2 separate regions of the Homo sapiens genome follow, and region 1 is linked to region 2. A link is a loop called in an ENCODE intact Hi-C map of the cell type or tissue named here. Cell type or tissue: heart left ventricle. All regions are shown on one strand. Each heading gives the region's core, and the rest is flanking DNA. Links, peaks and the distances in the headings are about the cores only.

Region 1 (13,324 bases), core at 4,739-12,738, 120 kb after region 2:
ATGTCATCCCATCTTACTCTTTTGCAAGAACGTCTTGATTATTCCAGATAATTTGTATTTGCATAAAAATTTTAAAGTTACATTTTCAAGTTACAACACATACTCATGCATACATTCACGTATAATATATTCTCTCCATTACCTTTCGTTAAGTTTCTTCTAAAGGACTTGCACTTTGTCAGATTTAATTCAGCAATTTCCTGTTTTTTGATTCTATTATAAATGGCATTTGCTATTAATTTCATTGTCTAAAGGTTTGTTTGTGAGCATATAAAAATAGATTTTTAAAAATATTGTTTCATAGTCACATTTTTTATACTTTCTTAAAAACCCAAAAGAATCTATAGATAAATCATTTATACAGTTACATCATCTATGTGTAATGACAGTTTTATTTCCTTCAGCAGTTGTACCTTTTCTTTCTTTCTCTTGTCTTACTGCACTGGCTAGAATTTCTAGTAGTATATTTAAGAATAATAATGGTGATAGTGGGGGCATCAATGCCTTGTCTCCAACCTGGAGGGAAGAAGTCAACATTTCATCTTAGCATGCTATAGTTGGTTGATTTTGTGTGTTTTTTTTTTAAGGGGGTCGGGAAGAAAGACCATTTATCTGATTATGAAAGTTCTCCTAAGTTCTAGTTTACTAAGAGTGTGTAACCTGAATGAATCCTGAATTTTATCTTTGTCTTCATACACTGAGATGCTCTATTTGAATTTTTTTTCTAATCTGTTAATGTGATAAAATATACTGACTTATTTTCTAGTGCAAAAACCACCTTTCATTCCTAGGATAAACTCAATTTGATCAGGTTGCTTATATATAACCACATTACATACTATATACAACTGGTGGGAGTTTATATATATACACACATACATATGTATACACACACACACACACACATATATATATATATTTACTTTGCTTTAGTCTGTAGAAATTGCTAAGCTGTTTCTTTATTTCATAGGAAAAAACAAACACAAAGAATACCATGAGGCTCATATAAACAGAGCAAGGTAGGAAAGTCGGTTCTACTGCATGTATTCTCGACAGGGCAAGTTTTGCTCCCAAGTGGGAGAAAACTGGTTCTTAGAGGGAGAAAAAAAGTCTTAGCTATCACTATGGTTTGTGGCTCTACACAATCTTATCTGACAAAATCTTTTTTCTTAGTATTTAACTTCACAGGGGTGGTGAGAGGAGAAAATTTCCATAGGAGGAAAATGGGAATTTAAAAAAAGGTTAAAAACTACTGTTCTACTAGATAACATTTCTTATAAAACCACAGTTGTAATGACAGTGTGGTATTGTCTCTCCACAAGGAGAGACAAATAGATCAACAGACTAGAAAAGAAACAGAAACAGACACACACACATATGAATCATGATTAGGAGAAAGATGGCACTACAGAGTGGAGGGGAAAGAATTATCTTTTCAATAAATGGTGCTAAATCAATTGACTATTCATCTATGAAAAAACTGAAACCCTGACTTCTATCTCATGAGAATCACAAAATTCAATTCCAGGTAGAAATGGGAAAGACAGAAAAATATAGTACCTAGATGATAATAAAGGAGAATTACATTGGTTTTAGAAAGGATAAAAAATATTTTATAAACTGAACCCAAAAAACACTACTCAAAAATGAAACGGTTGATAAGGTGGAGTACATTAAAATTTAAAACCTCTGTTTACCAAAAAATGCCATTAAGAGAGTGAAAAGATAAACCAAAGAGTGGAAGATGTTTACAACACATTCCAAAAAAAGGACTAATCTAAAACGCCCTACAATTACCAAGAAAAAGTCAAATGGGAAAAATACTTAAATAGGCACACTTTGCCAAATAGGCCAGTCATATAATCAGTAAATATATGAAAAGAGGTTCAGTATCATTAGTCATCAGAGAAATGTAAATTAAAACACAATGAAGTACTGCTCATACATACCAAATGGCTAATGTTAAGAAGATTTAAGTATTAGTAAGGATATGAGGCCATCAGAATTCATATACTCTACTGGTAGGAGTTTAAATGGGTGCAACTATTTTGGAAAACTGTTTAACACTATCTAAAGGAACATACCACTTAACCTTCGAACACCAGCACTTCTCGCTATACATCTAAGTGAAACACATGCACATGGACAGCAGGAGGAATAAACAAGGCTGCTCACAATAGCATTATTTATAACCTCCAAAAACTAGAAACAAAGTAAATGTCCATCAACAGAACGAATAAATGGCTTTATATTAAATGAAATATTATGAGGATTCACAACAATGAAAATAAACTGTATCTAAAGTAACAAAAAGGATAAATCTTCCAAATGTTGCCCAAAAGAAACACCAGGATGATTCACTTAACTGTTTTTATTTTTATGCACTCCTTCATATGTGTATCACATTTTACAATATAAAAGGTACAAAAAGTTGTAACAGTGAAATACAGAATATAAAAATACTTTTATTAATTTTAGAAAACCAAACTCTTAAAATACATATAAAACATAAAAGTTAGTTATAAATGGCCTATAAAAAACAGAGACAAAAATTTGTCAAATAAGACACAGAAAAGGATGTGAGAGACAGGAAAAAAGGAGAGGAAGAGTCAGACCACCTCTCTGATCTCATCTACCACTTTCTTCCTGGCTCACCTACAACTACACTGACCTCCTTGCTATTTCTCAGACATAGCTAGCGAACTTTCAAATCAGGACTGCTGCATTTGTTCTTCCCAGAAAACTCCCCAGACAACCACAAGCATACTCCCCTCACTTTCTTCAGGTTTCTACTTAAATATCGCCTTATCAGAGACCTTTTCCTTGACCAAATTACAGAAAATCCCAGTATTCCCTATTTCCTTGCTGTATTTTATTTTTTTCATAGTATTTATCTCCATCTGATATATATCTATTTATTTGTTGTTTTGTCTCTCTTAGCAGTATGCAAGTTTCTTGAAGATGGGGACTTTTGCCTGTCTTGTTCAATCATGAGTGCCTGGAATGTAGAATCAGCTCCAGCTCAACAAATATTTATTAAATGAATGAATGAAAACAAAGAAAATTGGACAAAGAACTGTCTCTTCCCTCAACATGTGAAGAGACAGAGAAAAGTATCTACAAGGACTGTTTCACATGTATAATAGCAGCAATAAACACAGAAAAAGAAACACATAGGCAACATGTACATAAACATACTTATGTCCTCACACATAAACCAGCAGAGGAGGAGAGGGTCACTCTCATGAAATATTAATAATATTCCTATACTCCTATCTCATAATCTTTTAGAACTGTATCATTTAAAAATTTTTAAATGTTACAAAACTAGGCAGTGGGGGGCACCACCTCTTAATGCAAGCTAAATGAAAAGAAGAGTCAGATTTGGCTATTTATGATCTAACAAATAATTAAATACTTGATCTGTGAATTCCTTCAGCTCATATCTTCCTATAAACTTATATCCTAATCTCAATTCAAATTCTAAGACTATATACTATACCTTATCATTTCTAAGAACTGTAACTCATAACATAATTACAATTTCAAGTATGTCACCTTATGAATACCACATGCTTTCTTTTGAGCTAACTCCCTGTTGACTATCAATGCTAACAAATTCTCAACCCCGACGGGAGCTCCAATTCCTTGGCCCAACCACCATGTCATTGGCTTTCCAGAATATATTCAACTCCCTACTTGTTTATATTCCACAGTCCATCATGATAATTTCTCTTTCAATTTACCACCACGTTTCTTGACCCTCTCTCACCACCATTCTACTCGTGTTTCACTGGCTGCAGTCTTAGTCACCTTTCTTATTACCTTTCGTCTTTCCAACTTCAAAAACTGATGAGTGCCTAGTTTGGTCTTCAGAACTCTTTTCTTTTCTATTTCGAATTACTTCTAGGAAATCTCCAGTCAGTTTCCATGTCTTTAAATATCATCTTTATGCTGAAAGCTCCCAAATTTATTTATCTAGCTCAGACCACCCCATTGAAATCCAGATTTTTGTATCTAGCTGCTTAATTAACATCTGTCCCTGGAAGTTAAGCAGGCAGAGTAAACATGTGTAAAACCCAAATCTTTAACTTCTTCCCAGAAACTATTCTTCCGTCAGGCTCCCCCTCTCGGTAACTGGTATCTCCATTCTTCCAGTTGTTTGGGCGGTGAAGCCCTGGAAATATCCTTGACGTTTCGCATTCTATCTCACAGCCCACATTCAAATTATCACCAAATTCTGTTAGCTCTTCAAACTATAATAGACCACTTGTAAACGCTTCTACCACTACTAATAATCATTTCATATTTGGACGGTATTTTAGCAGCCTAGTAGCTGGTCTTCTTGCTATTATCCTTGTCCTTTATTTTTCATAGCAATCAGGTTTTTTTTACTAAAATGTAAATGAGATTGTGTAATGGCTCAAAACCCTCCAACAGCTTACAAAGTCCCAACCACTAACCATCTTAATAAAGTCTCCAGTCCAATCACAGCCCTTACTACTCTCAACTCATCATCTCCTATTGCTCTGTCCCTAACTCACTCCACTCAAGATACACTGGTCTCCCTACTGTTCCTTGAGAATGTCAACAACAGTGACTTGCTTGAGTTCCAGGTCTCTGTTCAAGCGTCACTAGAGAAAGGTCTTCCTTGACTATATCCACCCCTGTACCCTGCTTTATTATACGTCATAATACTCATATTGTTTACCATATATTTGTTTATTGCCTGTCTTCTCTAATTGGAACGTAAGCTCCTTAAACACAGGAACTTTGTTTTAGAGCCTAGACGAAGGGGAAGTGAATAGACACTCAATAATATGTACTGAATGACTTAATAAATGTTCCTCACAATTTATTAAAATAAAAAAACTGTGTTTTACAAATAAAATTTTATATATAAAATGACAATTTTCCTATCAATGAGTTTGAAGCAATTTTTATTTATAAACCACAGCTTATACGTACTTTTCTGTGTTTTTATAAGACTACTCTGAAAAGTAAAAATTTTTTTTTTCTTTGTGATCTTCCTCCTACTGAACAGTTTCTCAACCTCAGCACTACTGACACTCGGCTGGATAATGTTTTGTTACAGGGGACACTCTTGTGCATTGCAGAACATTTAGCAGAATCCCTGGCCTCCACCCACTAGATGCCAGTAGCACTCCCCTAGCTGCGACAACCAAAAACATCTCCAGACATTACCAAATGTTTTCTGTGGGGGAAAGTCAACCTCCTCCCAACTGAGAACCACTGTACCCACTGGTAAAGGATTTTGTTTTTCTCTGTTGTTAAAAGAATAGAAACACCTGGAGACAGTAAAAATCATAAAATTAAAAAATAAAAATAACAGAAACAGCTTAGATCACATCTGAGATATCTAAAGCATACAGATTTGAATTTTCAAAATAACTAAATAACCAACTTCACATGCTGAGGGTAGGTTCATAAGGCAAATACTCTCACATTAAAATAAGCAATCTTAATTTAATCCTAAAATAAAATCCCATGATACCTGTATGGGTATGAGCACTTTTTGGAATGACCCTTAGCTAAAGTTTATTATATTCTAAAACATAAGAAAAGAAGTTACAAGCTTATTCTACATAAAACCCCTCCACTTCCCAACCCAACGCTCAGGTAAAATGTACTTTTCTCAGTCTTATTACATCCTAATGGCAATTAATATCTAAAGTGAAACAAATAATTATTTATACCTCCCTAATGGCTGTCATTGAGTGTTCAGAATTATCTACTAAATTTTGGTAATCATATGTATGCAATTGTCTTACAGAGCGTATTTCACTAGCATCTGACTGTCAGGTTCATGGCTGAGGGTGAAGTATTCCAGAAAAATTATTTTGTCTGCCTGACCATATTTTAGCAGTAAAAATTCTAGAAAAGTTTGGGCAATCCAATAAGAGAACAGGATAACATACTTCCTTACTACATTCACCAATTAATGCAGTGCTACAGTGTTTGGTAAAAGTAAAAGAAGAGTAAGACAATAAAATTGCTGCCAGGTTTTAACCATTTAAATTCACAGTAACTGTAACAGTTTTACAGAGAAATAAAAACTGCTAAATTTTCTATGTTAAATGCTATTAATATTTATAACTGACTATGGAAACATGTTTAATGAGGACATATACTCAGTCAACCTGGTGTTGTAGGACAGGATTAAGATTTATTATAAGGTTTCTGTGTTCCATCTCTCACTAAAAGCGTAGAGATATACTGACAAATGGAATTGGCAATTGTTAGAATAAATAGATTATTCTTATTTCTTTAGAAATATAAACTATATCTGACATTATTCTTTTCAAGCAAAAAAAATAAAAAATGTTACTAAGGAATATCTCTAGTAGCATCTCAGGAAACAGGAACAAAAAAGCCAAATTACTTTTATATTAGCACTAAAAATAATTTTCATCTCATATCAATTTTAATTCCACAATACTCTTGGCTATTCTTGACTCTTGGCTATTCTTTCCAAAAATCTAAAAAGCTAAATGTGTATTTTAGCAATTTTTTTCCATTCTTCAGTGAACAAAATAAATGACCTTCTAGATATTAAGAAAATAAAAGTTATTATTAAGGCTACAATATTTTTTTAAATAGCAGAAGTACTCAGGCGACTTTAAAACAGATTACACAAAAAGATTAAAATAAATTATGAAAAGATTTACAAATATTCAAAGCTACCTGCAGCCAAGTCTTCTGGCTATTTCTTTTTTTTGTTAGCCAAAAGGCTAGGCAAATAATTCTGTAGGAACAGTTCTGACATCAAATCCCTAGCAACACTATTAGATATCAGCCAATTGGAATAATAATAATGTATCTTCCTAGCAGAAGAGTTGGCTAGGCTGCTAAACATTATTTATTTTCCTCTTCTGAATTTTGGCAGCATTTCCTTTATTGAAATTCTCTCTCCTCTCTTCCCCTTCTGTCACCCACTGCTCTCATAGCCTTAAACGCAGTTAGTATGCTTTTCCCCTTCACATAAAAATAAGTATACAACAATTAGAAATTATCAGAATCCACTTCATCTAAAAAGAAGCTAAAGGACATAATTTTAGAATTAAAGTGGTATACCATCAAAGATTAGCTGTATAATCTCTGACAGTAATAGCCACAAATTATTTTTTTAAAAACCTTGTATTTTCTCATGTAGAGAAATAGTAAACTTTGCCTGCAGCTGATTTCCAGCAGGAACATATTTAAAAAAATATTTTTAACCCACTGCGATGCCTTTATAAGATATAACAGACTGCCTCAATGAAAACAGCAAAATATTAATCTACCAATCAGGAGGTTCACTGAGCTTTCTCTGAAGAGCAGATATTATGATGTTTAGTATTTTTAAATATATTTAATATTATTAATCCTACAATAATATTGCTAAAAAATTCCTTGGGGGAAAAATGCAAAAAGTAGTATTGAATGGGAGTTTGAATAGGATTTAGTAATAGCAAGCACATGACTTAGGGACATGGGCCCAAATCACACCTCTGTCAAGTGGCAAGTTTGTGATTGGACAAGGTATTGAACTTCTCTGAATTTCAGTTACCTTACCTGTAAGATGGCAACCATACTATTTATCCCTTCAGAAATATTTCATAGGAGTAGACATTTTCCACTAATCCAAGTAATACACAAATCCAGAATAATATAAAAAGAAAACATGTTACCAATAAAATATTCATGGATAAACATACAATAAATTTAAGAAGGTATACTCTTTAAATACAGTGGTACTTTCCTTCATATTTAATTGAAAACCGTAATTTTCTAGTTTTGGTAAATAACCAGTATCCAATAAAATGAAATAGAGTTTCATAATATACCAAATGACTAGGCATCTGCTTATAAGCATTTAAAGTAACTATGTGAAATAGTCAAATATGGACCTTGGTAAAAAATGAAAGTTCATTTTCTTCAAAATCCATCTATTTTATTCACTTAAATGCCAAATCATTACCCAATCTACAGGTTTTAGAACCTAGACAATGATTTTCATGCCAATAAATATTTAAAGTCAAACATTACTTTCGAGAGGGGTTTTAAGTAAAATTCAACATTATACTGGAATGATAAATGCAAATGATGCAAACTAATTTAATGTCTAACATCTGAAAAACTTCTCCAAACATCTCAAAGTTTATAATCTTTATTGATTTAGTGATTCTAACAAAAAATGTTTAATTTATCTCCATTTATTTAGAAAACAAAACTATTACTCAAGTTTCTGCAATTTTTCTAGACATGCATTTTTTACACTGAGAATTTGGGGATTTTTTAAGTTACTATTTCTGATAAAGATAGTAAATACTAATTCTTTTTAGGTTCACAGGCCTTTTTTTAGTATAAGACTCAGAATATAAATCAATATCTATAGCTTAAAAAATAAATCCTAAATTTGGGCATTGATTCATGATAAACTATAAATTCCTTATCTCCTGCACATCTTAGTCCTTACTTCCTCAACAAAAGATAAATTCAAGTATTTCCTCAAAACTTCACATGGTAAAAACATATAAATCTTTGAACGTTCGTGATAAAAGAATATTTTAAAAGTAAAGATTAAGAAGAAATCTAAAAAGCATTAAGTTACTATAAAAAACAATGGGGCACTTGCAAAGAAATTAAAATAATCCAGCTCAGAAAGAGCTCTCCTGAAAACAGAAGGCGAGGAGAAGAGAGAAATGGAAGAAAATCAGGCTCCCAATCTGTTCATTTCCCAGAATTTGTGAACAACCTGCTTTCTCTCAACTGTCTTTACCATGAGCATAACATACAACGTACCAGTTTTCTACTGAATACAGGTTAAGTGCCATTACATCAATGGTCAAAGTGCAACTCATTTTTTTTGTTGTTGTTGTTTAATGAATAAACACTTTCGCCTTAAAAAACAAGAAAAGAAAAACAAGAAAGTTAACACTTTCTCTTCTGACCCAGGCAATTCCATTCAGCTTTGGAATTTAAAGATGGGCTAGAAAAGATACTATGCTGCCACCTATCTACGTGAAAGGGTAGAAAGAAAATGCAGACTACAGCTTTTGCTTCAGTCTGGCTGACAGAAGAACACAGGGTCAAAGTCCACCACATGCTTTAACTGCATCATTACTCCCACAAAAAATATGTATAATAATCATTAATGCAATATCCAAAGATAGTTAGGGACCTTCGGGGATCTTATTCCATATCCTGAATAATAGAAAGGATAATAAGATGAAGTTCCTGATACTGTCTTTATTCACACATAGTTTTATACACATAATCAACAGCTGGATACAGATTTTTGCTTGTTTTAGAGAAAAATGAAAGAAACACAGGAAAAGACTTGCAAAAAACACTGATGAGGCAGTATTTTTTGAAGAATATTCCACCATAAAACATTATTTTTTTAAATGTCAATGGTAATAATGGTGACTTTGGTTCTGAAATTATTGGTAATTTTTTTCTACCTTTATGAAAAACACAGTAAATGTAATTTACAAAAGAACTGCTGAAGTAAGAACATTATTTTATTATTTAGCTTTAGAGAAGTTTGTTATACTGCTGGAATTTTACTAAAGATTTGCCCTTAAAACCAATTATTCCAGTTACAGCCTCAAGGGTTTTGTTGTTTTTTTTGCCCAGCAATGACCTCCTTCATCTCCCCATTTGGTTAATCTCTATCTCACCTATGAAGTCCACCATGAGTCTCATTCCCTACTCTACAGCACTTCTCAGACCTTATGGCCACAGAAGTTTTGCACTGCACAACTCCACAGGATACTGTTTACATAGACTATGATGTGAGTGTTGCCTCCTGGAGTTATGCAATTAGGCAGCAATGATTAAAATCACCTGGGAAGAAATTTTTTAAACAAAATGCTATTGCCATTGACACCTATGAGGAAACAGTTCGTATGAGACCAACACTCACACCAAAAACACTATTAAAAGCCAGATAAAATCCAATTAATTAATAAATACACAGCTGTTTAAAGATACTGGCAAGTAGCCAAACTCCCCAGAACTTAAGAGGCCAAAATCTCAGAGAAAGTAGACAGGCGTTAAGGTGAGCCATATATTCTGCACTGCTTTTTATCTGAAAGTACCTGTCAATTCACATTCAGTACTGAATGAAAAGTCAAGTAGAACCGGAGACTCAGAACATCCTGCAAAATCTCCAAGGCCAGGAAAACAGTAACTGTAGGGCACAATCCACAATAAACACCTCAGTTTTTCAGCTGAGACCCCGAAGGACTAGACTATTGGAATAAAGGCAAATTGAAACTAGTCTTTCACAAAGACAAATCCAGCAATCAAGATTCCTTACAAAATACCAATAAATGCAATAAATAGCATCTTTCCAAAAACTGCTATATTAAGACCAATGTTCTGTTATTTAGCATTAGAAATTCTTGTTATACAAACCCCTGATTGGATAAAAATGAGGCTTCTCTTATATCCTATCAAAAAAAAAGAGTAAATCAAATCTGAGGAAAGAACACAATCACACTTTCTACAATTTGTCATGCAAAATGCTCAGTATTCTAACTTAGACATGTCAGAAGACAGGGCCAAATATCTGGAAATTGAGAAGAAAAAAAGAGTCAACAGAAACGGACCCACAAGGGGATCTCAAAGTTAAAGTTATCAAACACAGACATTAAAAACTGTGATTAACACGTTTAAAAAAATAGATGACAAAATAGATGATTTCACCACAGAAATTATCAATGAAAGAAAGTATCAAATGGAAATTCTAAAAGTGAAAAATATAATAACTGAATTAAGAACTCATTAGAAGGATTTAAGGGTAGGTTAGACATGGCAGAAGAGGTGATTAGTAAACCAGAGGATAAATTAATAGGAAATATCCAGAATGAAGCACAGAGGGGGAATAAAAAAGGAAAGTTAAGAAATAAATTCAGAACATATGCAGCACAATGAGACTTCACGTACATGTAAGTAGAATCCCAGAACTGCAGGAGAAAAAATTGAGCAGAGGTAATATTTGAAGTGACAAAGGCCAAGAAATTTCCACAACTTAAGAATGACATCAGGCCACAGATTCAAAGTTACATAAACTCTCCAACAGAAAAAAGTGCAAAGAAAACAATACCAAAGCACATCATAGAATCACAGAATAATTGCTAAAATACAAAGACCAAAAGAAATCATAAAAACAGCTAAAGAAAAACATATTTCATTGGAGTAACAGTAAGACCAACAACTGACTTTACAACAGAAATGATGGAAACCATAAGACAATGGAATAACATCTTTTAAAAACTGAACGAAAGTAACCACCAATCTACAATTCTGTGCCAAACAATAAATCCTTCAAAAATGAAGGAGAAATAAAAGCATCTTCAGGGAACCAACACTGAGAGAATTTGTTCCAAGAGACTTGCACTAAAAGCAGAAAAAATAAGCCTAGAGGAGGCTCAGGTATAAAGAGTACTAGAAAAAGCACCAATATGTAGATAACTCAAAACAAATACTGACTATAGGTAACATATAACTTGTATAACAATATAACACATAATGTATATGTAACAACAATAATGTCTTGTTATCATGTGATTTTTTTCTACATCTACCTTCTACCCCAAAATATGAAAAATGATGATGACAGAGGGTGTTCCAAGACCACTGCTTTCATTAGGTGCACAATGGTAAAGTACTAACTTATATTATACTTCAAAAAAATCAGAATAATGTTTTCACTTTTGGGGAAACTATAAAAAGAGTAAAAGAAAAAGCCATTAGAAATAGAAAATTGGAATTTTTTTTAAATTAGAAATTCCAAAACAGGAAAGAAAAGGAGAAAAATGGGAACACAGAACAGATGAAGTCAAATAATAAATAGGAAAATGACAAAATACCAGTTATACTAAGTAAATATTTACTAAATGTTTCATATTAAAAGATAATTTTTTAATGAAATATCTGCTGTCTGTAAGGCACATTATGAGACACAGTAATCAAGATAGGTTGAAAGTATTAAAGACAGAAAAAGATATACCATGAAAACACTAACTAAAAGACAACTGATATAGTTAAACTAATAACAGAAAAAAAATTTGAAGGCAAGAATCATTACTAAGAATAAAGAGGCATATTTTATAATGATACAAGAATCAATCCACCAAAAAGGTATAACGAAATTTGGATGTGTCTATAATGTAGCTTCAAACTCTCAACTTCTAAATCAATGAAATGACTGGAATTCATTTCAATGTATATTGACTAACTACTGAACATTCATTTGCTTCAGATCATTGGAATATTTAGAGCTACATAGATTATAAAATACTTTCTTCAAGTTTAGTTATAATTCTGGTCCTAGAATTTAGCTTTACTCTATTAAACTTAAGTAGGTTAGAACAGTGCTAATAAACATTCAATTTTATGTATTTAAATTTGTCTGTCTTTTCTTACAATGGGAAATACTGTGGTAAAGCTCTTCTCTCCATATACCTAACTTGATAATATGTATGAATTACTTCATTCATTGAGATAACATATAAACAAAACTAAAACATTGAGATAATATATCATAAACAAAACTAAAAATTACTCGATTCCTCAATAGGAAGCAAAATGGTCCTGGAAATTTCATAACATAATCTGAGTTTTCATTTCATTACTGCTAATATGGTGGTAATTATAAAAGTACACCGCTTGATACAACAAGGAAACCATAAGACTTAGGCTAAGAGAACGATTTCTGCTCAGCACTACTAGACACAAGTAACTGTCAGATCCCTAGAATTATTTATAATGTACTGCTTCATTCCTAAAGTAGCTTTCTAACAACCAACATAATGATTTGATTTTCATTTGCTAAAATGCTACTAACATATTATTATGATTTTTATTTAAAAAAATCACCTGCTTGCATCTACAATTGATGGCTCTAAGGAAAATCTGGTTTGACTTTTTAAAACCCACTTTTTATACTCACTTTTTATATACTTTCTTCTTCCTGATATTTTTAATCTCTTAATAAACATTTACTATGCTGCTGATCTTTTTCCAACATTCATTATGCATGTAAATATACACATATATGTCGTATATTCAAATATAACCCATAATCCATTTCTCCATTTTAAAAAAAGGTGACTGTCTAATTGCCATTAATTTCTCTCCAGTTTCTACCTTTCATTTGGAGAAGAAAATTAGTTTGTAATTTCAAACGTCTTAATACTTCATTTGATTATTGGAATTTCCTTAGTTGGTCATCAATCTTCCAGTAATAAATGGTTACTGTAAAACGGTCTCTAAAATTTTCATGAAAATTAATAGGCCAAAGAAAAATTGT
Region 2 (17,138 bases), core at 4,934-12,933:
GGGCACCTACTAAGTGCTCAGACCTGAGACTGTATAAATAGCCACAATTTGTATTAGCCCCCTTGGATATGTGTCGTGGACCTTGTATTTACAAAGCATTCACCAGGTGCCTCGCCGACTCCATCTCATTCATCCTCACGACAGGTTGGAGCGACATGTAATGAGTATGATTATCTGCACTTTACAGCTGCCTCTACCAGCCGTGAGAGGAGCAAATTCATTTGCCAGAGGTCACCAAATCTACATTTCCCAGGATTCAGCCCTGTGCTCATAAACATATCCATTATGTTCTAACCTCAGAAAATGAACATAGTATGTGAGAAGTTAGAAAAAAAAAGCTCTCTGAATAAAGTCATATTTTTAGGGAGGTGCTGGGGTAAAATTAATGTTAGAACATTGAGAAATGGAAATTGTTATTAAAGCTGTTTATTACATGATATGTTAAATCTGTTCCATTTATAAAGCATGCTTAGTGTAAGTTGAAATAATAATAATGATCATAACGAACATTTCCTGAGTACTTTCTTTTCTCCTGGCTCTTTGCTAAGCATTTAAAATGCAATAAAATTTAGAATTCTTAAAAGTTAATAAAACATGTAGCATAGCTACATATATCCCTTAGCAGAACTTCTTGTGAAAAGAACTTTTGCACTGAATATCAATATCCTGACTTTTTTGCACATTGAGACGCAACAGGGGAATGTAATTCTCTTTTCCTGCCCTGCTAAATTTTCCTATTTCTGAGCAGACTTTCTCACCCCCTCAGAACAATATGTATTACAAATCACAGCATAGAAAATAACAATCTCGGGGAATTTTAAAATGCCTAAAAATAGTGATTGACATCATTCAGCCATGTTACAGAAATATGCTGTAGTTTCAATGATGTCGTGAGCATCAGATATCTCTCTTTGTTGACTAGTCTCTAAACTGGAAAATCAACACCAGCTTTCCCATAGATAGAAGAGATAACTCTCCTTGAGAACACGACCCTTTGCTTCCAAAAAAGAACTGGAAAAGAGGATAGGCAGGCACTTGTGTTTCCTTACTCTCTGATTAAATTAATAACCATCTAATCACTGTTTATTAAGATAGGATCTAAGGATACTTTTCTTTATCCAAAGTTTACATGTTACATTATGCAGGCACATACATGAAAATAAATCATGGAAAATGAAATAAAAGTCATTCCCACATAAGAAAGTATCTTGGAAGAAGATTAATGTATTTTACCACATCTTCATATAGTTCACTTGTATTTAAATATGCTAAAATGGTACCACAAATGAAAATGCAACACTAAAGAACATAGGTAAGGAAGACATGAAAGAAAAAAGTATAATTTCTCTGTGACAAAATTTGATATATTAAAAACGAATTACTATTATTTACAGATGTTAAAATTTTCTTTTTACTCAGATATCATCATCGTTGTTGTTGTTTTACTCAGAAACTAGTATTCGATAAACCATTATTCTTTATCTATGTCATTAATTGTACAGGAGATAGCTTAGAAGTAATAGTAAAATTAACATTCACCTATGGGTCTAAGAAAGGATACTGAAAAGATGTACTAATTACCATGACACTGAGTGATAAATCTGCAAAGGTATTATAATAGCTATATAGTTAGCAACATTTTAGAGAAAACAGAAATTATTCAGAAGCTTTCATTAATATGATGTCGATCACCCCCCTCCATAACACTGTGACATGGGTTTGATTCCAGAATGGGGCGATAGGATTGGTCTCCTCTGCACCTTAGAAAGAGCCTGGCATATAGTATGTTCTTTACAGGTATTTGTCAACTGAAACATAAATTTTATAGTTTCAAATTCTACAAATAGATCCAATATTTAGACATAATATCTTTAGACAACTAGTTGTTATGGTTATTATATGTATGGTATGGTATCTATTAGTTTCTACCACATTTCTACATTTCCATATTCAATTACATTTCTAGAAATTAAATACAATTTGAAATTAAATAAATATTGAATTTTGATTTTCAGATATATCTTTGCATGGCTGGTAGATTACCATAGGAGTCTAGCTGCGGTTATTAGGTTAGGCAGAAGTTTTCTAATATATATATTTAGCATATTTATCAGACTCTTTAGAAATTCTTTAGTTTTTAGTAAAAGAAAATGAAATACAGACCGTAACATATACTAGTTTCAGCATTTATCAGAGGATCTATTAATTTTAGGATTTTCAGTTTAAAATAGTCAATTATATATCTTTCACTTCAACTTCTCAAAGGCTTCAGAGAAATGTTTGCTGTGAAAACAATCTTTTCAATGTGGCCTACATATACTGATATTATTGCCAAGTTGTTTAATTAAAATTAACATTGAGAACAAAATTTGATTATTAAAACAGCCTAGCAAACAATTGATGGATTTAACACTTTTATTAACATTGTCTTAAACAAAATAAGATTATGTGAGGGTACTTGGTTCACTGTTTTAACACACTAACTTCTCAAAAAGTAAAAATGATTTTCTTTCAAGACAAATAAAAAGCACATTACAACTGAGCAGACTGATTGGTGTTCAACAAAGAATAACCTTGGATAACAGAGGATCTAGCCTAGTGTTTGTGCTTATATGCCCATTCACTGTGGTTACTATTTACAAGACTACGAGAATTTCAAGTTGCATAGACTGGCAAATTAATTTTCAAATTAATTTTACAGATTAATATTCAAATAATTACCCTTCATGATTAAAGTAAACTTACAAATGTTCTGGCCTGGTTCTGATGGGATCAAATGATTAGATTTATGAAAGTTGGAGAAAAAAATAATGTCTGGTGCATACCTGCTACTCTGAAGTTCCAAATAGCTGACAAAGAAGTTCTACTAAGTCTCACAGAGAGCTTTAAATGTGAAGTACAAAATAGAATGGAAAGTCCAAAAATTGTTTTTGGTAGTTTTATTTATGAGTGCTTTAAAAGGAAACATATAGCATCATCAATAACCATTAATGAAATAGTGCTGTTTAGGAGATATGTCTTTAATACATTCCAAGTGGTATTTTTAAATAATGTGAAAGGTCATCAACAGAACTCTAAATATAGCCAAGCAACGGTAATTTAAACTGCTTACGCGATTTTTCTCCTTGAAAGAAGTCACATACAAAATCATCTAAAGAAGTAAAATATATAAGGATGCGTCATTTTAAAAACTGAATGTAGGTAGATGATATTTAACACACACACAGGAGTTTACTCTTCGTGTACTTGTTTATTTTTAGCTGTCTCAATAAAATGTTTTTCCTCCCTCTGTTTTACTAAAACATGCCTGTCTAGGAAGGAAAACAGATGTAGAATTGGACAACTACGTCTTGTTTGGGCTTTTTCCCTGTCAAGTAGAATTTATGATCATTGTCACACAATAAGAGAATCTAACTGAAACAGACAATAAGTCAGGAAGCAATTGCCTGGGTACTTTAACACTGCAGCTTTGGAATTCAGGATCTGGTTACTAAAATTTTATTTGATTAAGCCAAAGAAGGACACAATATCCTTTCTTACACAAAGAGCCCAGAGTTATTATAAAAATAAAAGAATCAGTGTCACGGTGAGAGAAGAATCACAATAAACGAGTTTGTAAGAACCTTAAAACACATTTAAAAAATCTTCCTTACATCCACAACAGGGGAACCATGTAAAAGTAACCGCCATGTATTCTGTCTCTCTTCTAAATTCTCTCTCTTCCAATGTATTACTAAAGATAAGCAATCATTTAGTTTGATTAATTAGGTTTTCCACAAAGCATCTGTCATTCCAAGTTTTCAATGACACATTAAATAATAATCCCTTAAACACTTTGGTGCCAAAATAACAAAGTTTATTAAAACAGAATGGTCCCAATAAGAAACTTACGTACTCTTCATGTAACCTAATGAAGATTAAATACCAAAATAAATTACGCAATAATTTTTAGCCTAATATTTTACCTCTGAACTTGTCCCTGTACACACTCGGCATCTTCTCAGCAATAAAAGACCACAATTTCTAAAAACGAACAATCAGCTTATGCAAATCTTTAGTAATAATATTCACAGCCTACTTCTCTTGAGAAGCTGCAATCTGACTGTACAGAAGTAGAATGGTGAAATTTAATGTCAAAATATTAATAGTGATTGGCTTACTATACCCATCTTAATCCCAGTTTTTCAGTAAAATTGTAGAGAGTAAACCTTTTTACTTTTCCCCAACAGAAAATGTTTCATTTAGTAAGAATATTGATTTTAAAACTCACTTCTTAGAACAACGTAAAATGACAGTTAAGAGGCAGGGTAACTATTAAAACATCACTTCCAAGCCTTGGTATTGTCACAGAAAGCAAATCTTTTACACAAACATTTCACAGCATTTTTCCCCAAGCATCTGCCAGTTGATTTCACCATGTACACGCACAGTACTAAAGTATAGTAAGAGATACAACCATAAATAACAGTTTGCCACTTTAGAGTTTATATCACTTGTAAAATCTATTTCATCAGGAATAAAATAGGGGTGAGGGGAAAGAGAGAGGGAGAGAGAGAGAGAGAGAGGTTTCTGTCTCTCCTTGAGGAACTGGCCTTTCTTTCTGAGAGTACTCAAAACAGCAACAAGTAGCAGCGGCAGAAAAGTTCTCCTGCAGGTTTACACATCTCACATTAACGAGAAAGGGTGCAGAGAAGGACTCAGCTTCCAGGGAAGCTTCCCTGAACGTTGAGCTTTCACGAGACGCCTAGGATCAACAGCATAACATCCACCTTTCAGGAAATTCAAACACATTCATAAGAAACCCTCTTGCCTGGCAATGCCAGAAGCCAGGACTAATCAGACCAGGCTTCCTTCTGTCCGGGCACAGTGGATGAGCTGACCACCAGGGCTGGCCATACCCCTCCCCACCTAGAATAAAGTGCCCATTGTCTTCCACTGTACTAATTGTGAGAAAAACGGCCCTTGTAGTAAGCACAATAATTATCGAAGCAAACGAGTAAAAGCAATCAAGACAGAAAAGGAAAGGGGCAAAAAGAAGAAAAAAAAAGAAGAAAAAGAAAATGAGAAAAGAAAGTAAATGTTCAGATGAATGAACCCAATGACGAATTTAATAGTCATATGAAATGCTTGCCTGTGGAAAGGGTTCCCCATTCTTGTCACGACTATTGCATACAAGAGACCATTGTCCACACAACAGAAATCAGTATGTTGAAATTTATCATGTAGCACTTTTTGGATGTGAAAGGTTTTCTTTCCCCAAACTACTACCTCTCATCCCAGCACTCTGATTACAGAAAGTTACAACTTCTCTCTTCCCAATATTATGTTAAAAGTTGAGTCACAGGATTCACCAATATCCCTCCCTGAATTTCTATGCTCCTTTCCTTCTTCCCCACATTTGCAGCTGGACAAATATAAGAGGGGAAAAACAGCAACAACAAACCCACACACATTTGCCTGAGCAAAGAAAAATAATGAACTGAATATGCATATCCTCATTAACTAAATTTAATTACGCTGAGTGGCATAGTAATCAGTGGTTGCTCCAGTTACAGTATTCATTGAAAGGGAGGTGGATTCCAAATTAAGGCAAAGCGTGGGGGACAGTCGCATACTGATGAGGGAGCCGCACACAACATGATACAATACACTATCTAAATCATTATTCAGAGGAGCTGCAGAAAGAAGTACATTACTCTGTTTTAAGACCAATGCAAGAACAATTAGCCAAGAAGGCTCCAATCCCCTACTGACTGCCCCACCTCCATCTATTTCACAGCAGCCGGCCTGGGACCGACTGTACCATTTGCATTTTTCTTTAAAAAAAAAAAAAAAGGGAACAAAAACTCATGCTGCCTTTTTAAAAAGAAGGCCTATGCCCCCGGCCACAATAGCAGGGAAATCCTATCTAGCACACTGGTGTGCAGAGGCACCCCAGGGTCCCAAAACTTGAGCTTGAACTTTCCACAGGCAGCGAACTTTATAACACGTGCATGGAACAATAGAGGAGGAGCTCGAAAGGAAGAAGGGAGGGAAGTTTTGGGGGTGGGTGAAAAAAATGTTATTACGCCAAACTTACCATCCACCAGGTCCTGGCTGACATGTCATAACATAGCTGCCATTTTATGGAGCTGTCCGACGTTTTCCCAGCCATTATGCTGTCAGCAACCTTCATCAGATGCAGCTCAATGGAAGATAAGACACCTAATCAAGAAAACATCAGCGGTGGCTTGCTGGACTACATGTAGGCCAATCCTTATCACACTGCATCATGGGAGAAAGCTCCTTTATTAGCAGGAGGAACTGCAACCTCACAGATAGAAAGACAAGGATCAGTTCTTTTGCCTTTTTTTTTTTTTTTTTTTGGTCTGAAGGGATTGGTGAAAGTAGCTAGCGTTCTTTGTGTATCATGTGTACAAGAGTTAAGTATCTTGCAAGTGGGCGGCTAACTGCTTTGCTGGGCGATGCAGACTAAAGTTTATTTGCATTCTTCTCTGTTGTATATTGTTTGACATGGTCCATGGTCCTTGCTGAGCAGATGAAGGGAGGGGAGGGGGGTGGGAGGGAATGAGGAGAGAGGGAGCTGTAATTGCTCAGAATTCATATCTCCCCAACAAAGACATAACAGTTTCATTGACACAGTCGGAACATGGTTCAGATGTCACTGCACACACGGGCGTGCGGGTGTGTGTGAGAACACTCACACGCGCACACACACACAGTGGAACACACAGGTAGCAGCTGCAGCTGGATTCAGCTGAGGTTGCCAAAGGCTACAAACTCCATTCTCATGCTGGACATATGGAAGCAGTTTAACTCTTTGAAATCACTGTTAAAGAAGAGTCCTGCAGTCTGGAAGGATAAATCAGCCTTGAGAACAGTTTCTCAACCAGGAGGCAATGGGCCTGGTGCTTCCTTCCTTCTGAAGATGGCCTAGAAACATTATTTCCTTCATCTAGAGAAGAGCTGGTCAAAAATGAGGAGGGAGGAGTAGGGTGTGCCCAGAATCTATCTGACTCTGGACATGCTCCCTCACTTAGTCATTCTGTCATACTCTCGGGAAAAAAATTCTTTATCCCCTAAGCACTGATCATTTCTGTTTCTTCCTGGACTTTGAACTAGTCCTTCCAATAAGCACACACACAAGTCAGGAACTAACATTTACTAATAAAACAACTTGCTCTGAACAGCCTTTTTTTTTTCTTCTGAAGAGTAAAAACCTGAATACTGCAGGGAGAATCTTAAAGAATCCTGCCACTATAATAAGAAATCCAGACGAGGACAAGTATATTTATTCCTGCTTTTTTCTTTTGCTAAAATACAAAAAGGCAAACACATCTCTACAAATGGTGCTGTTGATTATTGGAGCCCCTATTGTACACCACGAAATCCAGGCAACCTTTTTTCATTGACACGTAGTCATTCTGCCTTCCGTATGCCCTGCTAATATTTTCTGAATGACTTTCAGGCTTAGAATTTACATTTTCCGCAGACAATTTAAAAGGACAAACTCTTATTTGATTCAGTCAAAATGAAGGGAAAAAATTGCTTTATTACCGGAGTTTTCTCTGTGTGTGAGGCAGAAGAGGCAACTTGTTTCAGCCTGTGAACTTCAAAGAAGAAAAGCAACCGCTGCCGAAGGGCTCTGTCCTTTGGGTATTTTTATATTCACCTGGGGAAACATGTCAGCCACAGTCTCAGACAGGACAGGCGCTTAAGGTAGCCTGACTCTGGGCTGGCGGCAAAAGAACCTGCCCTTCACCGACCAGCTTATCCCCTCATGGCTGGCGATTCTTCTGTTTCTCCCTCCTCCGGTTTTTTTTTTTTCTTTTCTTTTTTTAATTCCCAGGCAGGAGGGGGTTTGAGGGGACTGAAATGCCCCACCCAGGTCTCTGCCTTTGAAGTACCCCATGCTCTGGGTTCCTCCTTTTTTCTCTCTCTCCCTACTCCATTCTTCACCTTATTTGTATTTTTTTCCCCCTGAGCAATGATTGGGTAGCGAGCCTGTTAATGTTGATCGTATTTTCCTGTTTTAATTTTCTCAGATGGCAGCAATGATGCTGAATGCCTACTATGTGCCAAGCATCACAGTAAACACTGGGGCTGTGAAGGGCAATGAGATACAGTCTGTGTCTCATCAATCTCACAACTACGTTCACCCAATGTCGTCACAGGCAGGAGGAAGTCCAGTTGCTGTGACAGCAGCCAGGGAAAGAGATGGGGCCAGAGACCTCCTCGGGCTGCTCAAGGCCAGCAACTCCCCAGGCACTTCCAGAGCTGCCTTTGGGGCAGCTCTCTGGCCTGGCGGCGAGGGCAGCGTGGCTACACACTTCCTCCTCTCCCTGCAATCAGCGCCTGCCTCAGCCTGGCTCCCTCAGGTGCTCTAGGTGGAAGGAGGATTCCCACCTGCCATTCCCTCCAGCACCGCCTTCCAAGAGCTCTCAGGAAGCAGAGGTCAACTTTGGGGTGCTGGCCTGAAAGCGCCCGCCCACCAAGGCTTTACAGATCCCCTGGGCATCCTCTCATCATCGAGGCACTCTGTGCAGCCCATACACACGCGGACCTGCTGGGAGGCTCGTTATCACTGTCACTGTGGGGACCCCTCCTTTTGATGAGTTGATTACACAAGCAGGAAATGCCGAAAGATGATAAGGGAAGCAGGGGAAGGAGCGGCCAGGAGAGAGAGGCTGCAGCATTTATGGAGAAAACTGGGATCCGCAAGGAACAAAGAGACGGGGACAGAAATGACAAACCTGTGCCCTTCCCCTTCTGTGAGGCTGGGGAACGCCAGAGGACAGCTGACCGGGGGTCACCGGCAGAGCTAAACAGGAAACAAATCCCGAACTGGGGCTAGCATTCCCAAAAGGCATGTCCAGGGGCTGAGCACTCCTCCGTCGGGGGCCTGCGGGGCGTCTTTCACTGAGAGTGAAACTTATAAGCATGCCGGTGTAGCCCATAACCTGGGGAGATCAGGCCAACGGGGCTCTCAGGTGGACGCCAGTTGTGACTGGCTTCATTGACTGAACTCATCTCACCTGATACCGTTCTAAAGGCTAACTGGATGTTTAAAAACACGAAGTAACTTCAAAAGCACTACTGAGGGCTTCATGTACACTTTGGGGGGTGATTACATCTTGCCTTGCTTAAATCCCTAAAATACCCCAAATCTCAGCTCTTCCTCTCCAATTCCTTTTTCCACAGCGTCTGCGCCTGCCTACAGTTCCACTTCCCCCACTTCTGCAGCCTCCCCTCCTACCCTTTAGCCATGGCTGCCTCTAACAGCCTTTTCCAACTTGCACACCTCACTAGCTAGAACAAATGTTTGGGAAAAGCCAGGTCTGTAGCCCAAAGCAATCACCAACTGTTGCTCAGGCATGCCCTGGCAGTGCTTTAATTTCCGTCACCACTGGCAAATAAACTAGTGATCTGCCTAGAGCTGAGCCTGAGGACAGTAACCTTCGCAGAGAGGCTACAATGCGTCTCTCACTGCCTTCAACTATTCACAGTCACCGCCTCTTCAACAAGCAAGATGGACTGTGGCCAACGGGCACTGTCCGAGAAGCCAGGGTCCAAATCACAGCGTTGTTCCCTACTAGTTGTGTGACCTCTGGGCAGGACTCTTAACTTCTGTGCCCATAAATAGCCCCAAATCGCATTGCTAATAACTAAGAGAGAATGAGAGAGAAAGCAGACAGGGGGAAAGAAGTCTCACTTCACCACGTAGAGGAGAAGGGGAGATATAAATATAATCAGAGAGGAAAACAGATATAGAGACCGAGAGAGAAAAATAGAGAGGAAAAGCAGAGTGAGGAAGTGAAAATGAAGCCATTCAGATGTCCTCACAGTCTGCTCTCTTTGCCTCTGCCCAGGGCTCTAGCTGGCTTCTCATCCATCCCCTGCACCTCCCCAGGCTCTGGGGCTGGCTTAACTCCCTTCCAGCTCCGTGGATAGGAGTGATCAGTGCTCAGGGATCTTGACCCATGGAGCCAACAGGTTTAGAGGCGATTTGGGGAATCATTTTATTAAGCTATTTTGTGATTTATTTTATTTTTAGCTTTTTAGCTCTGTCAATTCCAGTCTAATCCTGTACTGAGTCTAGGAGCCCTGTGCTCACAAACATAGTAATAGGTCATAGTACAGCACATAGAGAAACGAGCTCCCGTTTGGGAACTAGTCCTGAGTTCTGGTCTGCCACTTGCTAGCTGGGGGAGCATGCACAGGTTACTTAAACTTTGTAAACTTCAGATTCTTTACCTATAAAAGGGGGCTGAGAATAGTATCCCTCACAGGGTCGTCGTGAGGATGAAATAAGGTCATGCATGAATGTGTTTGGAGCCTTGATGGTGGCGATGGTTTCATGGGTGTATACTTACTCCCAAACTCATCAAGATGTATACATTAAACATGGATAGCTATTTATATAGCAATCATATCTTCATAAAGTACTTTGAAAATTACGCAAAGCTCCATTCCTAGCTGTAGCTAATGATTAGAATCAGTATAAATTTTAGCACTGGTATTACCTCCTCCAACTCCATTTTTAAAGTGAGAGAACTGAGATTTACCAGAACTCACACAGATAATCAGCAGAAGAGTTAAAATTAAGCCTTTGCTCCTTTGCCACTTCATATAGTGCTGCTTCTTTCTCCATACCATCAGGAAGAAAGATGAGATTAAGACTTGGGTTGAGGGTGGGGGTGTTTTCTTTTTAATGCGCTAGAGACCACAGGGAGGATGAACTGAGTTAGCAAAGCTGAGAACAGAGCAGTCTGGTGCGAAAGCTTAGGAAAAACAGATGAAGACTTTCTTTCCCTAAGCCACAGGCGCCATGAAGGCAGGGACAAGAAGGGCTGAGTTTGCTCATCATTCACGCCCAGAGGCTGGCGCACAAACACTCGAACATCTGTCGAGTGAATGAATGACCTCAGACCGTAGGGGTGGCCATAAAGAGTCATTAGAGTACAGAAGAGCGGGCCTTGGGTGTGCAGGCTGATGGAGAGAGGAGTCTGCAATGACTTCTGGGTTTCAGGCTCAGAGGTCCTGGTGGAGCCAAAATGCAAAGTGTGGGAGAAGGCAACTCCAGCTAACAGTAACAAGTGAATATTGCCCATTAAGAGCCTGTTTGGAGTAGTCAGACATGTTATCCAATCATTTCCCTGGACCTGGCAGAAACAGAGCGTCAGTCAGGGGAATTTAGGTGAGCCTTCGACTGGGCCCATGGTCAGCATGAGGGTAGCAGAGAACGTGTAGCAAGCCAGGTGATGAGACAGAGACATCTTCAATCCCTCTCATTCTCCTCCGAGGGAAGAAGTCGAGCTTTCCATTCTTTCTGAGGTTCAGGGAGGGACCTGTGGCCATTCTAACAGCTATTTCTCCTCAGCCTCTAGCACTGTTGTCATACTCTGCAATCTCCCTCCAGCCAGTGTCCTGAGGGGTCTGGATTTTGCAGAGAAGAGATGGATCCAACATTAAGACTACAAGGGCCTCATCTCTAGTACCTGAGCCCATCAAAATAGCCAGTAGCAATCCCCAGGGCCCCACCTTCACTTTCTGCCCTTGGTGATGCTGTCTGGAGGAGGCCTGGAGCGAGTCGGCCTCTCTTTTAAAAATAAGTCAGCACTGAGCAGATCCCATGCCACGGACAGTGCTTACCCACTAGGGAGGACTGGCTTCCCACCCACCTGCATGGTGGGTTCCGGTAGTCCTTCCCACTGCCTCCCTCGAGATCTCATTGCAACTGATCTCTATCATCCCTAAGGACTCCCGGAGGAAGGCCCTGAGTCTCATTCAGCATGCTGGATAAAAGGCCATTTTTGAGACAAGTAGCAGAATTTTTACCTTCCTAAACAAGAAGATTAAGCACTTAAGGGAATGGAAACAACTGATTATTAAAGTGGGAGACATACCGGTGATGATAAGATCCACCTCCAGCTTCTCCTGGAGAAGGTGTTTGTTTACAGACAAGGATAATTTGATTAAAACCACGAACAGAGTCTGAGAGTCTGAGCTTCCCTTAGAAAAGGTATTTTTTTTTTTTTCTTTTGAGAAGTCAGTCTGGAATTGCAGTGTGCTCATTCTTATACTAACTTTTCTTTCCAAAAAAATGCCATGTTTCCTAAAAATAAGGGTTTGAAACATTTTCTCTCTTATTATGTTGCTGTTTACAAGAATATACGGCAGCTATGGCTACCGACACAGAAATATTTTTTACTTTGATTCTGGGTAAGGAAAAGAAGTTTGCTGGACAGCATGATCCTGTTTTTGATAAATAACACAACCATATCCATATACTCATTTGTGCATAGGAAAAATATTAGAAAAATGTTGACTCAATTACTGAGGAGGAACATGCGCTTTTGTATACATTTGTACTCTTTGAAATTCCATAATGTTCATGTATCGCATTTGTAAATAAAAACAAAAAGTAAGATGAAAGGTGCGTGGCACCTCCCTGTACCTTTTTTTTTTCTTTGCAACTTCCTTTGAATCTACAAATGATTTCAAAATACAAAGTTGAAAAAAAAAAAGTAAATCAATACACTTTTCCATCTCAATGTTTGAATATCTGAACACTAAAGCCGGTGATAGGCAGACTCTAGAGGACTGCCTAGTGCTACAAGCAGTCCCAGTCCATGAGATCTGAGCAGTATTCTCCCTTCATGCTTTCAGAAGGCAGAGAATAAGATAAAAAATGAAAGCACTAGTGAAGGCGGAGTAATAATATACTGCCATGTTGCCCCTTTCTAACAAGGCAAATCTTGCCAAGCGATAGGCGGGTTTCACAAATAAGCCTCCTAAAGCCACTCAGGGAGGCTGGTGCAAGTTCAACACATGAGTAACACAGATAAACATGAAACCCCCAAGCCTTGATGGAAAGCAGTGATAGGTGGCCTGGAATGCCCTCCAGTGTGAAAGTTCTTATGAACAAACAAAGGCCGCTGCAGATTTCTTAATGACTGACAAAGTCTCTTACTGCTGGGCTCCTTAAGGGCAGGGTTATCTCTTTAAAGCTGCCATTAAGAGGCAAATCTCCCCATATGCCCACCCCCCCACCCTCCCAACCCCACCTCTTTCACTCCCCTTCTCAACGCCTTTGCCACACACACATGTTGTAAGACAAGTAAATTCTGGTGCCAATGAACTCAGGAAAACGAGAAGGAAAAAAAGAAGGCCCCCATAGGCAGTGTGGGGTGTGTGTGCATAGATTTGGAATTAGAGGAGAGAGGGAGGAATGGATAGCAGAGTTTTATGGTTTCACCTGCTTTTGTCAAAGTGGCAGCGGAACTGATTACAATAAAAATTTTCATTCATCAGGCAGTCTTCATTCTTTCAGCAAATATTTATTGCTTACCTGCCATGTGCCAGATAGTTTACTAGGTACTGGTGAGCAAAAATATACATGCTCCTTGCTCTGGAGGAACTTACAGCTCGGGGGACGGGGAGGAATGACATTAATCACACATTCACGTTGAGTATATACAAAATTACACCTATGATGGATGCTTTAAAGAAGTGCTATGAAAATGCGTAACTGGGAAGGCAGTTGATTTGTAAGAGTTAGGGAAATTGGGCCGGGCGCGGTGGCTCACGCCTGTAATCCCAGCACTTTGGGAGGCCGAGGTGGGTGGATCATGAGGTCAGGAGATCGAGACCATCCTGGTTAACACGGTGAAACCCCATCTCTACTAAAAATACAAAAAATTAGCCAGACATGGTGGCAGGCGCCTGTAGTCCCAGCTACTCGGGAGGCTGAGGCAGGAGAATGGCATGTAGATTTTTTAGGATTTTCTTTGTACACAAGTATGTCATCTGTGGAGAAAGAGAATTAGACTTCCTCCTTTCCAAGCTGTGTGCTTTTTACTTCTTTTTCTTTCACTATTTCAATGGCCACAATCTCCATCTACAATGTTGAATAACAGTGGTGAGAAAATACATTCTTGTTCATTTCCAATCTTAGGTGGAAAGCCTTCAATATTTCATCAAGGTTAATGTTAGCTATAGGTTTTTATAGTGGTCTTGATTAAAGAAATTCTGTCTATTCTTATTTTGCTTAGAGTTTTCTTTTTGAAAAAGTCATAAATGTAAATCTAATGTTTATCCTGCATCTACTGAGATGATCATAGACTTCTTCTCTTTTAATCTCTTAAGGTTGTGGATTACTAATTAATTTTGCAATGTTGAACGACTCTTGCATTCTTGAATCCTGCTTGGTTGAGCGTTTATTATTCTTTCTATAAATTGCTGGATTTGATTTGCTAAATATCCGGCAATTTGATTTGTCAAGGATTTTTGTGTCTATATTCATATTGAGTATTTGTCTGTAATTTTCTTTTCTTGGAATAGTCTTGTTTGGTTTTGCTATCAATGTAATGCTGGCCTCAATAAATAAGCTAGGAAGTCTTCTCTCCCTCTCTATTTTCTGACACAGGTTGTGTGGGAGCATTATTATTTCTTTAAATATTTGATAGAATTTACCAGTGAAGCCATATGAGTCTGGAGTTTTCTTTCTGGAAAAGTTTTAAATTATGAATTCAAAGTCTCTAGCAGCTATAGGCTATTCAGATTCTATTTCTTATCAGGTCAGTTTTGGTAAAATGTATTCCAAAAAGTTATCCATTTTATCTGCCAAATTAACTGACATAAAATTGTTTATAATATCTTCTTATTGTGTCAGTGTCAATGGGTTCTGTCATGATAACCCTTCTTTCATTCATTCCTAAAAGTGGTAATTCTTTTTCTCTTTTTTTCTTGATCAGTCTCGCTAAGGTTTTGTCAATTTTATTAATCTTTTAAAAGCTCCCACTTTTGACTTTGTTGGTTTTCCCTATTGCTTTTCTGTTTTATTTTTCATTTATTTTACATCTTATTTTTTAGAATTTCCTTTTTTAAAATTAACAGTTGATTGAATCTGCTCTTTGTTCTGTAATTACTTAAGATTGACCACAGATCACTGATTTCATCTACTTATTTTGTTCTAATATAGGCACACACTCTCTTCCAAGCCAGCCTCCTCTCTTTTCACACAAAACTGACTATTCTTTATCCATTGCTCTACTTGTGGCCGCCTTTGGTTATATAGAAATCGAATCCTTTCTCACAAAATTGTCTTTTCAATATCTGAAGTTGGCTATTATAATATCTCCCAATTTTCTGTTTTTCAGGCTAACCATGCCATGTGATCTTGGGGGAAAAACTAGGAGCAAGTCAAATATTCTTTTATATCTGAACTCAGGTATTCTTTTAAATTTTAAATCTTAATTTTGCAAAAATGTGAGCAAAACAAGAAGTTTCTTATAGAACAGCCATTCTGTGACTGAAAGCATCAATTCTGCATTCCAACAGACAGGTCATTCTGCAATATTTTAAAATGCCACAAATTGCAAGCTCAGAATGCCGTGAAGCTCAGGAAACTGACATGGTAGAGCAGAGCACGACAGTCTACAGTTGTGCTGCCCAATATGGTAGCTACTAACCACAAATGTGATTGGAGTCAGGCAGACTTTGGGTTCAGCTCCAATTCTACCACTTGAAAACATTATTTAACCTCTTAAAGTCTGTTTTTTTTTTTTGTTTTTTTTTGTAAAGTGAAAGTAGTAGAATTCACCCCATATAACCCATTCTTGTAATGAGTCCATGTGATTATGTGTGTTTAATAAAAGTAAATACATATACCTAATCAGAAGATGAGAGATTAAGTGAGAGGGCTAATAAGAAACATAAATTTGGGGCAGACCTTTAAAAACCTTTGCATTTTGTAACTGAAGCACCAACCAAAGCAATGATCACCAGTAGGTGGGGAGAGACTTTGCTGCCCTGCAAGGCCGCCAACATGGCCACAGACTCTCACTTCACATATTAAAAATGTACAGAAATAACGGGGTAGAAATGCTGAAAATTAGAGCAAGGCTGACAAGAGATAAAGCAATGCAATTAGAAGTGAAGTTGTGAGTCAGTAGGGCCACCCATGAAGGTGGGCATGGAGGCAATGCAAGTCGCCATCAGCCAGAAGCCACACAGGCCTGGCCTGCCAGCACAGAGGTCAGTTCCTATTTTGAATCTGTAAAAATACAATTGACAGGGACTCCTGATGCCCGTGCAGCAGCCAAGCTAAGGGTTTCTCTTTTTCCCAATGAATATTTTCATTCTACTGTTATTATTTGAGGTCCCTTCAGATAAATCATGTATGAGCCAACACTATGTCTTCCTTATACCAACATCATTTCTCTTTGACCAACTGTTCATGAACTAATTCACATTTACACACAATAGCAGGCCTGAACACTGAGGAAAAAGAACTGGGCTTAGAATCAAAAGAACCTAAATTCAAGCCCCGGCTTTGCCATTCACTAACTTTGACAACAGCACATTATCATTCAGCCTCTGTACACTGCAGGGTCCTCGCCTGCACCTGCTCCTGCTGTGTGGTGCTGGCGGGAGGTCTGGATGAAGACGCTGTGGAGGGCTGCACAAATGGAAGGGATTTCCCAGGAGGATGGCATTTGAACAAGGTTTCTGACAGGCTGTGCTTCAGCTTTCAAAGTCCCAGTAAGCTGTAGGAAGCACAGGTGTCCTCCTTCACTCCCATCTCCCTGCATCACCAAGGTACTCAGCCTCAAACGCCACCACCGCTGCCCTGTTCTTGCTGCCTTCTAGGGATCTCTGTAGCCTTGGAAAAGTACAAGGGATGCTTATCAAAGAACTCCACAGATGTCTGGGCCAACAGAGAGCCATTTTGTTTTTGACTTATGCACTTTACCATAAATTCTGCAAATGAAACAACACTTGAAAAACAAAACCCCAAAACCTCCTCTCCTGCCTCATCACTGTCCCTTCAGGCCGAATCCATTCATAAGTCCCATCTGGACCTCCTGCCTCTAAACAGAACCCCTGCCCTATTCATGGTGAAAGTCAGTGTTTCAGAATGGACCCACTTCCTCTCCCCTTCTCATTCCAACACAAGGAGATGGTGGAAAAGAAAGATGACTCAATGCTACTTTAAGTGCTTTGGAGACAGCAGGCCAATTTTACACTGGGTTTTTAGTGTCCGTGGCTGGAGATAAAGGGCTCTTTCTCTGATCCTGCTGCCCTTCTGCCTCCCACCCTTCTTTCTCCTCCATCTCCTCCTCTGCTTTCCCCAC

The links. Hi-C counts contacts between places; a loop is a spot of excess contacts. Peaks named below come from ENCODE experiments on the same cell type or tissue, not always from the same donor. Only the 100,000 strongest peaks of a DNase experiment are listed, where the experiment ranks them.
Region 1: it touches region 2 in a loop (2.0-fold over the local background); 1 of 110 quality-filtered maps calls a loop at or near these places.

What each region holds. Positions count from the first base shown.
Region 1 is chr9:14,643,933-14,657,256 of GRCh38, forward strand. All of the region lies in intron 7 of ZDHHC21 (zDHHC palmitoyltransferase 21), which reads right to left. Among named protein-coding and RNA genes, the nearest start is that of ZDHHC21, 43 kb to the right of the region's middle. In heart left ventricle, for the core only: a CTCF peak has its summit at 9,025; no DNase peak of the experiment used is centred there.
Region 2 is chr9:14,525,868-14,543,005 of GRCh38, forward strand. It overlaps a transcript of NFIB not described here. Among named protein-coding and RNA genes, the nearest start is that of TRH-GTG1-6, 100 kb to the left of the region's middle. In heart left ventricle, for the core only: no CTCF peak of the experiment used is centred there; no DNase peak of the experiment used is centred there; H3K4me3 peaks cover 977 bases; H3K27ac peaks cover 1,631 bases.